Linked DNA regions of Homo sapiens: region 1 is linked to region 2. The links are chromatin contacts, found by Hi-C in ENCODE. All regions are on one chromosome and are shown on one strand. Each heading gives the region's core, a stretch centred on a gene start or an enhancer-like site at or near the end of the contact. The rest is flanking DNA. Distances are from core to core; before and after follow the strand shown.

Region 1 (5,977 bases), core at 3,158-5,657, 110 kb before region 2:
GAGTGTGGACTGTTTATTAATTTCAAACCTTAAAGCACTGGGCAAAACAACATCTGGCTTGGAAAGGATACCATTTCTGTATTGTTTGTAATTTTTTACATGTGAATGCAAAGCCAGTGAAAAACCTTGATGAAAAAAATTTTACGTTTGGGCTCAGAACAACCAACTTATACTTCAGAGATGGCTATGGTACTAAGACCCACCAAAACTGTATTTGATTTTCACAAGCTGTTCTGTGAAATATGTCACATTTATTCTTGGTGGATACTTGTTCATTGTAATCAACCTCAAGTACAAATTTTATTGGGGGCATTTAGATTTTGAGACATCCATTTCATGTCTAATCAATTGAAGAATCTTGGCTTTGAAATTTTGGCAGCAGATTAGTTTATACAAATTAGAATATGCTCCTGGTTTTGGTGCCTTGCTTTGTTTGACGTAATCCAAGATAATTGAGCCTTCTGATGTTTGCTAATTTTTTTGGCAAGAGAAGTATACAACTAACTTTGGTATTTTAATTATTTCTAACCACTACCAAAAAACAAGTAGCCTGTCTTTTATTGTACATCCGATTTTAACTTCAAGTAGCTACTATGTGGTTTTTTTTTTTTTTTTTGAGACAGAGTCTTGCTCTGTCGCCCAGGCCGGACTGCGGACTGCAGTGGCGCAATCTCGGCTCACTGCAAGCTCCGCCTCTTGGGTTCACGCCATTCTCCTGCCTCAGCCTCCCGAGTAGCTGGGACTACAGGCGCCCGCCACCGCGCCCGGCTAATTTTTTGTATTTTTAGTAGAGACGGGGTTTCACCTTGTTAGCCAGGATGGTCTCGATCTCCTGACCTCATGATCCACCCGCCTCGGCCTCCCAAAGTGCTGGGATTACAGGCGTGAGCCACCGCGCCCGGCCTACTATGTGGTTTTTATCCCAAACTTTACAAGAGCAGCCTGCAGCTAAATGTGACAAGTTACAGCTATGAAACTGTTAATAGTGTTTCTCACCTTTGCCTACAAGTGTTTCAGCCTGAAGATGAGAAGGAACTCGAAGATAAACTTTCTGACAAGCATCGCAAAGTAATGTTAAAACCTCAAAAAAAAAAAAAGAAAAAATATCAGGAATTAAATTTGATCACAAATTTTCACATTGTAGCTTTTTCTTATTGATAAAAATATTGTCAATTTTGGAAACAAATTAATCATTTAATTCTTTACATTTTTAATACTCACTTTAAAAGGAACCAGCAAAGAGAATAGCTTTAGGAATAGCACTGTCATTTATTTGTCAATGAAAAAAATTAAGTGAATAGTAGTTCTTAGAACCTAAATCATATTGTGTCAATGCAAGAAAATATTTCACAAACCATTGACTTTATATAGAAGTTATACGTCTCTAAGACCATTCATAAATGCCATTCTGATTTTTAGCATGAAGAAAATACTTACCTTTGAAATGCATAATTACATATATGCCCTAATTCTCTAATCATCATTTTACTATTTGAAGTTATAGTTGATGAAGTCTAGAAAATAGTTAAGGGCTTTTTTAACCTCACAGAAAAATAATGCCCCCAAAAAATCATTGTTCTCAAATCAATTTTGTGACTGACTTGGCCAAAACGCCAAAATCTAAATGATCTCAAATCACATGACTAATCTAAAAAGAAATATATGTCAAAATATGGAGAGTATCCTTCAGATGGGTGAAGATTTTTAATTAAATTCAAGGCCCAGCTATTGTTTTTAAAACCTAGGTAGTTCAAAGACATAGACACTATCTGAAAAAAACAAAAGAAAAGCTATCATTTCAAAAATGTCTATAGGTTCAAAATATATTTTACTTCTTTTTCTTGGCATTTTCTGTTTGTTCCTCTTTATCAAAATAACTGCTTTTTTATTATTTAAATATAAGATAGAGTAGAGCTAGGTTTTCCAGAAACATGTAGGTCAATTTTATGATCAGCTTTCAGCTTTTCTCTGAATTCTAGAGTTACGGGACCCATTACTTGCGAGGAGGAAAGAGAATGGATTAACATCCATATTAAGGATGTGCACTTCTTTTCCAGCTCATCTCAAGTCTACCAGATATACTGTAGCAGTCTAATTAAATAGTTTGTAATTTTACAAAAATCTATGTTAGGCAGAAATCTGGAATTAAAAGGCCACATTTTTATTTAGTCCTAATTTAAAAACCACTTTTTAAAACGTGAGACATTCGTATTTATTTAACTTTTTAAATATGTTCATCCCTAATGCCAAGGAACATAATAAATTATACTTAAAGAACTTTCTAAGCATAGACCATACTGTTAATAGTTGTCTAAGTATACAATGTGGAAACAGCATATTGTAATTAGGCTATGCATAAACACATACATATACATATGTACACATACATATGCATATACCTGTACATATACCTATACCTATATATGTATGTGTATGTGTGTATATATATACACACAGTCATATATTGCTTACATTCTAAGAAATGCAACGTTAGGTGATTTCATCCTTGTGCAGACATCATAGAGTATACTTACATACACTTAGAGGATATAGTCTACTACACACCTGGGTTATACCTACATGGTATACACCATGATTTATATATGTATGCCCCATGGTATGCACCATGGTACAGCCTAGGTGTATAGTATATAGTATAGCTTATTGTAAGCTACAAACCTGTACAGCATGTTCCTCTACTGAATACTGTAGGCAATTGTAAGTATTTGTGTAACTAAACATTTTTAGATATAGAAAAAGTACATTAAAATACAATATAAAAGATAAAAAATGGTTCACCTATACAGACGAGCTCCATTATAATCTATGGGACCACTCATATATGTAGTCCATCATTGACTGAGGCATTGTTTTGCAGAGCATGACTGTATATGTGCGTGTGTGTATATATATATAAATGTACATATATATATATAAATATATGAGACATTCTTATAGTTATATCCACACTTCCACTCCCACCCCCATCTTCTTTCCTTCTTGTCCTAGGATTCCATGTTGATGGTCCTCCCTCTGCAGGCAGAGCCACTGAAGGTTTCCATTCATTAAATACTATTCCCGTCTTCAGGTTAAATCACTGACTAAGTGGCTTAGTGACACCCTTTTAGTCAGTTTCAGAGTCAGAAATAAATAAACAGGAGATGAATTGTCCAAGAGATATTAGACAGTACAGGGATCAGAAGCAAAAGAAATGTGGGTAGAATCCTTTGAAACATTTTTACCACATTTTACCAAACTTGTACTAACTTAAGATGGTATCTGAGTTATCGTCTCCCTAAGCAGTTACAGGATGAGAAGGTGACCATCAACCCTGCATTGTATATTATTTACATGGAGAAAATGTTTGTCCTCATACCTGCCATTTCTAAAAATATATTTTGAAACTCAAGTATTTTGCTAAAATGAAAAAATAGGAAACTCACACCTCAGAAATGATGGACGGATGTGTGAAATAACCCCCCTCTCTTCCCTCACCTCCAAAGAAAAAATAGCACCTTACACAGTTACAAAGCTATTAAAAACCCAAGTGGAAGCCAAGTTGAGGATATTTTCAATGACAGTCACATTTTTGTTATTTTTCTTAAACTATTCTTTGCTTAAACTGCTTCGTGGGTAAAATTCAAAAAGTCCTGGATAATTTGCATGTTCACCCAGAATCCTTTCTCTTTTTTTGCAGCTTAGTAGAACTCAGCATGTTAAATAACATGAGTTTATGTAATCACTGGTAGCAGAAGTAAACCTCAGAAACTTCTGGGCCAAATGCCTAAAGAATGAATTCACTTCTCTACTCTTAGAAAATCACCACAGCAGGATGGAAGAGGGATTCCCTTGAAAACTTTTAACACTCTGGCAGTGGGTGCTTGAGAAGTAAGCTGAACACTTTCCATCCTGAATCCCAAGCCTCTCAACTCTTCCCTGAATCTTCCTCAGATCTGCTTTTGTTTTCCCCAATCTCTCTTCTCTGCCTCCCATCCTCACTCCTAGTCTCTTTCAAGCCCAAACTGCAGAGAGGAAGCAGGTAGTAACATGCTTGAATTCCCTAATCCTTTGGTTGTTACTCACCAGGAGAGAGAAAAGGAGCTGCTTACAGAAGATGCTCCCTGGGGCAGCAGAGGCCAGAGCCATCAGAAGCAGTCCCAATGGCCAGGGACGGTGGCCAGATAACAGGGCAGCCTGGGATGCACAGAGCGGCTAAGAAGACGCTGGCACTTGCACAGGGTATTCTGCTGCCACCTTGATGCAGCTGAGCTTGGTTTGGAAGACAGTCCGGAGGCAAGTGATAAACAGTAGGAGGAGCAACGGGAGAATTTCTTTCCCCCTATTCCCTGGCCAGTCTCCTTCCTTCCAGTTCAATTACGTCTAAATGCAAAGAGGCTTTCCTACAAGTGAGGAGGGTGGGGTACAAAACACCCCAAAACCCAGTCAGTAGCTCCTCCTCACAGCAGCTTTCAAAATTTCTCTTGCCACTTAACACATAGGCAGAAGGAGGAGGGAACACCCTTCATCCTCAGCCCTCCTCCCTTTCCCCCAGGTTGATGCTGTGAAGTCCTCCCCAGTTATTACCCACTCCCACAGCCTCCCCTCCTTCTTGGCCTTATTAACCTGTCTTGCCCTCGGGTACAAACATAAATTGTGCACAAACGCCATGCAAGGAAGTGATGCCTCCTCAACTGCCATTGGCAAATCAGAGGACCTAAGCGTGTGTAATCACACTCATCAGAAGTTATCTCCCATCTAAGCATTTAAGTGTCATCGGTCCTGTAGAACACTGTAGTTCTGCTAGAGAACTGGCATTCCAGTTTAAAGCAGCAACTTCATAAAGGCATGGTATCTACTTCCTGTTATTGACTATTCACTGTGGTTGGTTCTCTAGATGTCACAGGAAACTTATCAGAATGTAAAGACTTCATAAAAGAAAGAGAATAAAGAAATAGCTAGCATATAATCTTTCTTGTGGCTTTCCTTTTGTTGTACAAGATGCCACTGCTTTTTACCTTTATATTTTTTCAAGGACAACTACAATCTTTGAGAGCAAGTCTCTCTAAAATCACTCTATTCACCCTAATTACTTGTACATTACACATAGGATATCCTAGCTTAATAGTACAATCAGGCCATCAAGTGTAGATTTTTTTAAACCCTAATGATTCCTCTAACAAGAGCTTTAGCATCATTATTCCTGTCCCAAATTAGTGAGCTCAGTGATACCAATTGCACTCAATGGCAGTGATGGAAGTTAGGACAGAAGGATAAATATTTTCAAATGTTAAGGTAGAGCCCAACACCCATGCTGCTGAGAAGGGAGGAAAGAAAGGTTTTCTTCAGCTTATTTGACAATGGGAACAATTTCTCCTTGTATGTAGAGACAGAAATAAATGTAACTGCTTCATTAGAATTAGAAGCTAGGAAGATTTGGAAAATGAATGACCCAGGAGAAAAAAAACTAAAAGATATCTTGTAGTATTTTATTGCTAGTGGTATACCCACTAATAAACATATTTTGTGACTGCATTGGAATTTGATTTCTCAATCAGAAAATACAGTCATTTTAATGGAATATTTTTATATCTGGCGTTTTGGGAGAAAAGAATGGGAATATAGAAATAGAAAAATTACTTAGATGTATATGTGTACAGCCAAGTGTAATTCTGTGCATGTTTAAGCATCATCTAAGTATATATTTAGATAGATAGATAGACAGATAAATAGATAGTCATACAGCTTAAATAATTCAAAGACAAATTCTCCAACCCTAGAAAATAGAAACACATTTTTTTCAGCTAATGAAGTTATCATTACCTTTTTCTATAACATGATATTCTCCACTGAACTAGGAAGATATAGAAGAGCAAAATTAAATTGGTGTTACTGAAAAAATGGCATATATTGGTTGGATGAAGAGATTCCAGGCACTGCTCAATTCAAATGAATCCAGAATACTCTCCACAGTTCTGGG
Region 2 (5,439 bases), core at 1,676-4,175:
AAATATTTTCAATGATAATGCTGGCTATGTTGTGATCAAATTGGCCAAACAAAACATTGTTAGTAACTTTATAAATTATAGAATCCTTTTGGAAACAATATGTTTCAACAATCATGAAAAAATTCATATCATAGTTATATCGTTTTTGGAAAGTTGCTCATTTATTTACTTAACAGATTTTTATTGAGCACCTATGCTGGTGGCCTAGAACATAAATATCGGCGATATGTATCACCTTCCTTCAAAAAGCTAATATACTAATTGAAGGCTTGAAACAAATCATAAAATACTTTTAGTTGAGTAATAGCTTTAATAAGGTATAATATGCATGGGAAAAAAAGAAAACCAAGAATAAATTATCCTTAGGAAACCGTTTTATTTAAACAGCAAAAGGCGGATTCATGAAGATGTCTGCAATAACAAAACATAATAAAGGGATACAAAACTCCCCAAACCTAAAATATATTGACTTGATAAGATAGTTTAAAGCATTCAGATAAGACAGGGTAGAATATGACAATACTTTTATAATTGCAGAACCATAGTAAATAAAAAGATAATAAAATGGCATTTAATGTTATGTTTTTTGTCCAGTAAATGGTAAACTTTATTTATTTGATGGTTCTTGGAAAGTTGAAGAAAAATCTCTTTGAATTATAAAATTATAGAGATTATACCTGAATAAAATTGAAAACTCTGCTATGTTAAGTTGTGGAATGTTAAGGCAAATTAGTATTACATTTGCACCATATATTCCAAGAAATTCAAAATTGCTCTAAATTATAAACACAGTATTTCTTTCAAATAAGTGGGTATTGTTTGGTGGCTATCTCAATATTTTTCATGCAAGAAAAATGAAGCCGAGATTATTTAAATGACGTGTCACTTGTTTGATACAACAGGAGAGGCTCTTTAACTCAACTTAACAATGATTTCCAATGGGTTCAGCAGCATCTAATCAGAAACTTTCAAAGCAACCTTTTCTTTATCTGCCAGACTTTGAATATGGAACACAGTGTGTTTTTTTTCACCAGGTATTATATTATAGCACTATAAAGTCATTCTGGATGTCTAACTATGACACTTCTTTGTACAAAGTTCACAGATATAAAATTTTGAAAAAATTTTGAGCCAGTAAAATTTCTTCCAGAAGGCAAAATTCCATGAGGTTTTGTTTTTAATATCTGCATACACACAGTTTTCATCATCAAAGCAAGTTAATAGTATTGCAAGAAAAATAACTCTCAGGATTATACTATAATCACATAGACTTTTCAGCATTGACCCCTGCTGTTATTAGGTGGAATACTACTTTAAGTATGGCTGCAAACACTTGTACCTAATTGCACTTGTGAAGTAAATAACAATGCTTGGATTGTGCCCTTTCCTGCTCCAAAGCTGTTTGCAGTTGTACCAACAAGTTGATAGGTACGATTTGACCTCTGGCTCACAAGTTTGAAAACAAATGGCCCGTGCACATTTCAGACAATTATTTCTTTAGAACAATTTATGTTGGTCCCAGCTTTTACGTAAGTATTCTATAAAAGAAAGGTGTTACGTAGTATAATGTTTCTACAGAAATCTTTAACTCTTTAAAAGTTGGAAAGAAAAGTTATGTCTTCAAATAAGTTATTTTTAATTTTTCAAAGAAAATGCTTCGTGATTATTTATTTGACTTTGCACAGTCTAAATTGAAAACTGAAACAAGTCTTTTTACTTAGAAAAAAAGAATTATCAATTCTTTGAATAGATCTAATAATACTGAATAGACCTAATGTTTTAGAACTATATCTATCTGTGCTTTCACAGAGCCAAGTTTGTGAGATAGACACAACACTAATTAATATTTCTCTTATTCTTTTAAAATGGGAAAAGTAATAAAGATATTAGCCAATTATGTTTCTTATTGCTCTCCTTATGTTCTCAGACATTTAGCTGTCCCTAATTTAGCCTTCTCTCCTGCCTGCTTGCTTACAAACTCCCAAGTTCATATTTTAAGCAATTTCAATCAGGACAGATTAATAAATCCCAGCCTATTCATGGGAATTAACTAATTCAGAATGAATCTTTCCTAATTGTTTTGTGTTCACATGGGTGTTTGCTTTGGCCCCTCTCCAAGCCTCCAGCCAAGGGAGAACATTGTCTCACCACACCCAACTAAAAACAGAGTCAAGGAATGATTCCTTTGGTGAAAGCGTCACTGAATAAGCAGTTTTAGCTTGGTGCGTGTGTGTGTGTTTTTTAAAAGGAGATCTGTTTGTAGATTGTCAACAAAGCAGTTTCCACATAGAAGAATACCAATTCCTATTGTTGCTTTTTTTCCTAGCAATAACATTCTGAAATTTGCAATCTTTAGCACCAAGTTTTTAAAATCCTAAATGACATGTTGTTTTTTCCTGTATGAAAGTTTTCTTAAAAAGCAAATTGTAATTATTTTCTCAATCGTTTTCTTTTTGTTTTTCACCTCTACCCTTCCAAAATAACATAATTTCTGATAGTGTCATCTTTTAAATTTTAAAAGCGCATTCCTGAGTTAGCTCTTTCTTTTCAGAAGGCAAACATTGGTGCTCCAGTATAAAAACTAAAAGGTGCTGACACTATTATGGCACAGAACTTTTTACATAGTTTCTTGCCCTTCTGCATATGAAAGTCCAGAATTAGTTATTACATGGTTGGATCTGGGGACTGTGTCTGAGCCCACCAGAGAAGCCTGGTCCAAGCTTCCCATATCAGGGATCTCTTAATTTTTGAAGAATAATGCAGATTGGGTGCTTATAAAAAAAAAAAAAAAAAGAGAAATATGCCCATGAGCTGAATTGATATTCTAGAGAAAAATGGAGAGGCTTTCATAGAGAAATGAGGAAGTGCTAGTGAGGTTTTAGAGCCTCTGGTTCCTCTCCAAATCTACATCCAGGAAGTATCACCACCACTTTCCAAGGTGATGAATCAGACAATCCACTCCTCTCAGGAGCGGTTTCTGCAGTGGTGGCTGGCAAAGCACTTAGCTTGAGGGTTCATAAACACTTTTTGAAAATGGTAGTGATGACAGGCTCGGTGGTCTTTTGCCATAAGGCTTATGGGAGAAGGATTTTAGTCGTAGGGTTTTAAATAAATGCCACTGATAAGAGCTCAATGAGATAAAAAATATGTGTAGATGTAAGAACACAAACAGAAATTTGAAAACATCTTTGTCTTCCACAAGGTCATAAGAATCATAAGAATTTACTTTTGACCCAGAAAGTGAATGACTGACTTCCTTTCATGGTATGTTAATGCTGACCTAAGATAAAATATATAAACATCAAATAAGTATGTCATGTGTATGCTTTCAGAGTGTGGAGGAGGTGTCTGATCCTGCAACATAAATGTTCTGGTGGTATTTACCAAGTAACCTCTCATTTGGAAAAATAAAAACTTATCTGTCTCTTATTTTCTAAAAATTCTCCCCATTTTATAATGTTCTCCAGTTAAGAAAACTAGGTCTCTTTAACTCCTTTAGGGGACACCAAAAGCCAAATCAAACTAGGTAAGTTTCTGCTTTATTTTTCACAGCACAAATTTAAATATTGCCAAGTCTCATAAACCACGCCCTGTTTGTGAATGAATCTCAGGGAACATTTCAAAAACAACAGAGCAGACCTTTTGATTTTCCTTATCCACATTCTTTATTCTTCTCTTATTTCATATCCCTTTTTTGTACTTTCTTGATTAAAAAGAGAAACATAAACATTCTGTTCTAACACCTCCAATCCAATCTATATAAATGATGCTACCTGACTGCACTTCGCAATACTTAGTAAACTGTGCTCCCACGTTGCTCTGTATTTGTTTTTTATGTTTTTATATTTATTTTTTATATTGCTGTATTTATTTTTTATATTGCTTTTCACTATTCGGGAAACAATCCACAAGCATTTACTAAGCACATTCCACCTATTTAGTCTCTAGTATTAATTTCCTCCTTCTTGGAAAACTTAAGTTACACTGTGAAGGGCTCTGTGAAAGATGAGAAGGTTCTAACCCCTTTCTCCTGGAAGCTAACGTGTGCATGCGTGCACGTGTGTATAAAAGAGCAGGGTGAGTACATGAGGGATATATGTATAAACAATCAACTGCACTTCAAGTCAGAATGAGGAAAGTGATCACAGTATTTTAGATGTGTCTCTTCTGATTGTAAGACACATACCCACAAGGTCTGTGAAGCAGGCAGCTTGAGAGGAAGAAGATGGGCAGAGAATGAGGAGGAGGAGGCATTCTCTCCTGAGGCAGGGGAGTGATGGGCAAGTGCCCTGCGTGAGGGAGCTGAGCTGCCTGCGTAGGTGATTTAGTGCATGCCTATTTGCCTTAATCTCTAGGACATCGAATGTGTCCATGAGATGGCCTCTGATATGGCTTGGATGTTTGCCCTTGCCGAATCTCATGTTCAGTTGTAATCCTCAATGTTGAAGGTGGGGCCTGGTGGGAGGTAACTGGATCACGGGGCTGGTTTCTCATGGTTTAACACCATCCCCTTTTGGTGCTGCCATCGAGATAGTGAGTTCTCATGAGATCTAATTGTTTAAAAGCGTGTGGCACCTCCTCCCTCTCTCTCTTGCTTGTACTCCTTCCATGTGATGGGTGTGCTCCCCCTTTGCCTTCTGTCATGGTTGTAAGTTTCCTGAGGCCTCCCCAGAAGCTGAGCAGATGCCAGCATTATGCTTGCTGTACAGCCTGTGGAACCATGAGCCAATTAAACCTCTTTATTTTCATATATAAATTACCCAGTCTCAGGTATTTCTTTATAGCGATGCAAGAAGGAGCTAATACAACCTTGATGACCACACAGGATGCTCAAGTTAATACATTGTAATATACACATCGTCCTGAATGAGTGGGTTTTCTTTCATCTCTGTCAGAATGTAGCGTCTCATTCAAACACTATTTTCTTTGTAGTCAAAAGTGTCCCATTGAGTTTAGACCTTAGGGAGATAATGTTTTGAACCTGGTTTGAGCCTTAAATTTCATGTGCTTTTAGGTCTTCAGTTTTTTAAACAAAAAACCTTAAAGCTAAAAATACTCAACAATAAATTCAGAAAACGTAAGATGATTTCCTAGGATTCTTTTTTGGGAGGCTGAGGGGGACGTGAAAGAGAGTTCCTTGAACTTCCTTTGTGGACTTACAACATCACTTTCTCCTGATTCTCTGATCACTTTTTTTCTTAAAGGATTAAAAGTCATTTGTTATTTCACCAATGTGTTCATTTACTCAGCATTTATGATAGCATATTGCAGTCCAAGCATTGTGAGAACTCAAGGAGCTCAAAGAGTATTTTTGGTTTGTCATTTTTTCCTTTTATTTTGGTTTTTAGGCTGAAACTAAAAAAATAAAATGAGATAAATGCTCTGCCAGGAGAAGCCCAGAGCACCCAGGGAGCCTGGAGGAAGAATCTTTTCTTCCTA

Evidence for each region. Hi-C counts contacts between places; a loop is a spot of excess contacts on that map. Pooled maps may share reads with other maps.
Region 1: a loop to region 2 is called in a map of naive thymus-derived CD4-positive, alpha-beta T cell, with 7 times the contacts of the local background. The contact joins the promoter of DSC1 here to the enhancer-like site in region 2. A Hi-C loop is called at or near these places in 2 of 168 maps with a recorded cell type or tissue (IMR-90 and naive thymus-derived CD4-positive, alpha-beta T cell) and 1 of 50 pooled maps.

What each region holds. Positions count from the first base shown.
Region 1 is chr18:31,158,449-31,164,425 of GRCh38, forward strand. It overlaps DSC1 (desmocollin 1), which reads right to left and starts at 4,408. Exons shown (of 16, transcript NM_024421.2): 1 at 4,084-4,408; 2 at 997-1,081. The coding sequence starts at 4,146. It overlaps DSCAS (DSC1/DSC2 antisense RNA), which reads left to right. Exons shown (of 4, transcript NR_110785.1): 4 at 4,087-4,341.
Region 2 is chr18:31,272,991-31,278,429 of GRCh38, forward strand. It overlaps LOC124904346 (a long non-coding RNA gene), which reads right to left. Exons shown (of 2, transcript XR_007066446.1): 2 at 5,309-5,439. Among named protein-coding and RNA genes, the nearest start is that of DSG1, 42 kb to the right of the region's middle. Within about 2 kb of position 2,926, at least 12 of the 41 ENCODE cell types and tissues checked have a DNase peak (open chromatin) inside an H3K27ac peak, as active enhancers do.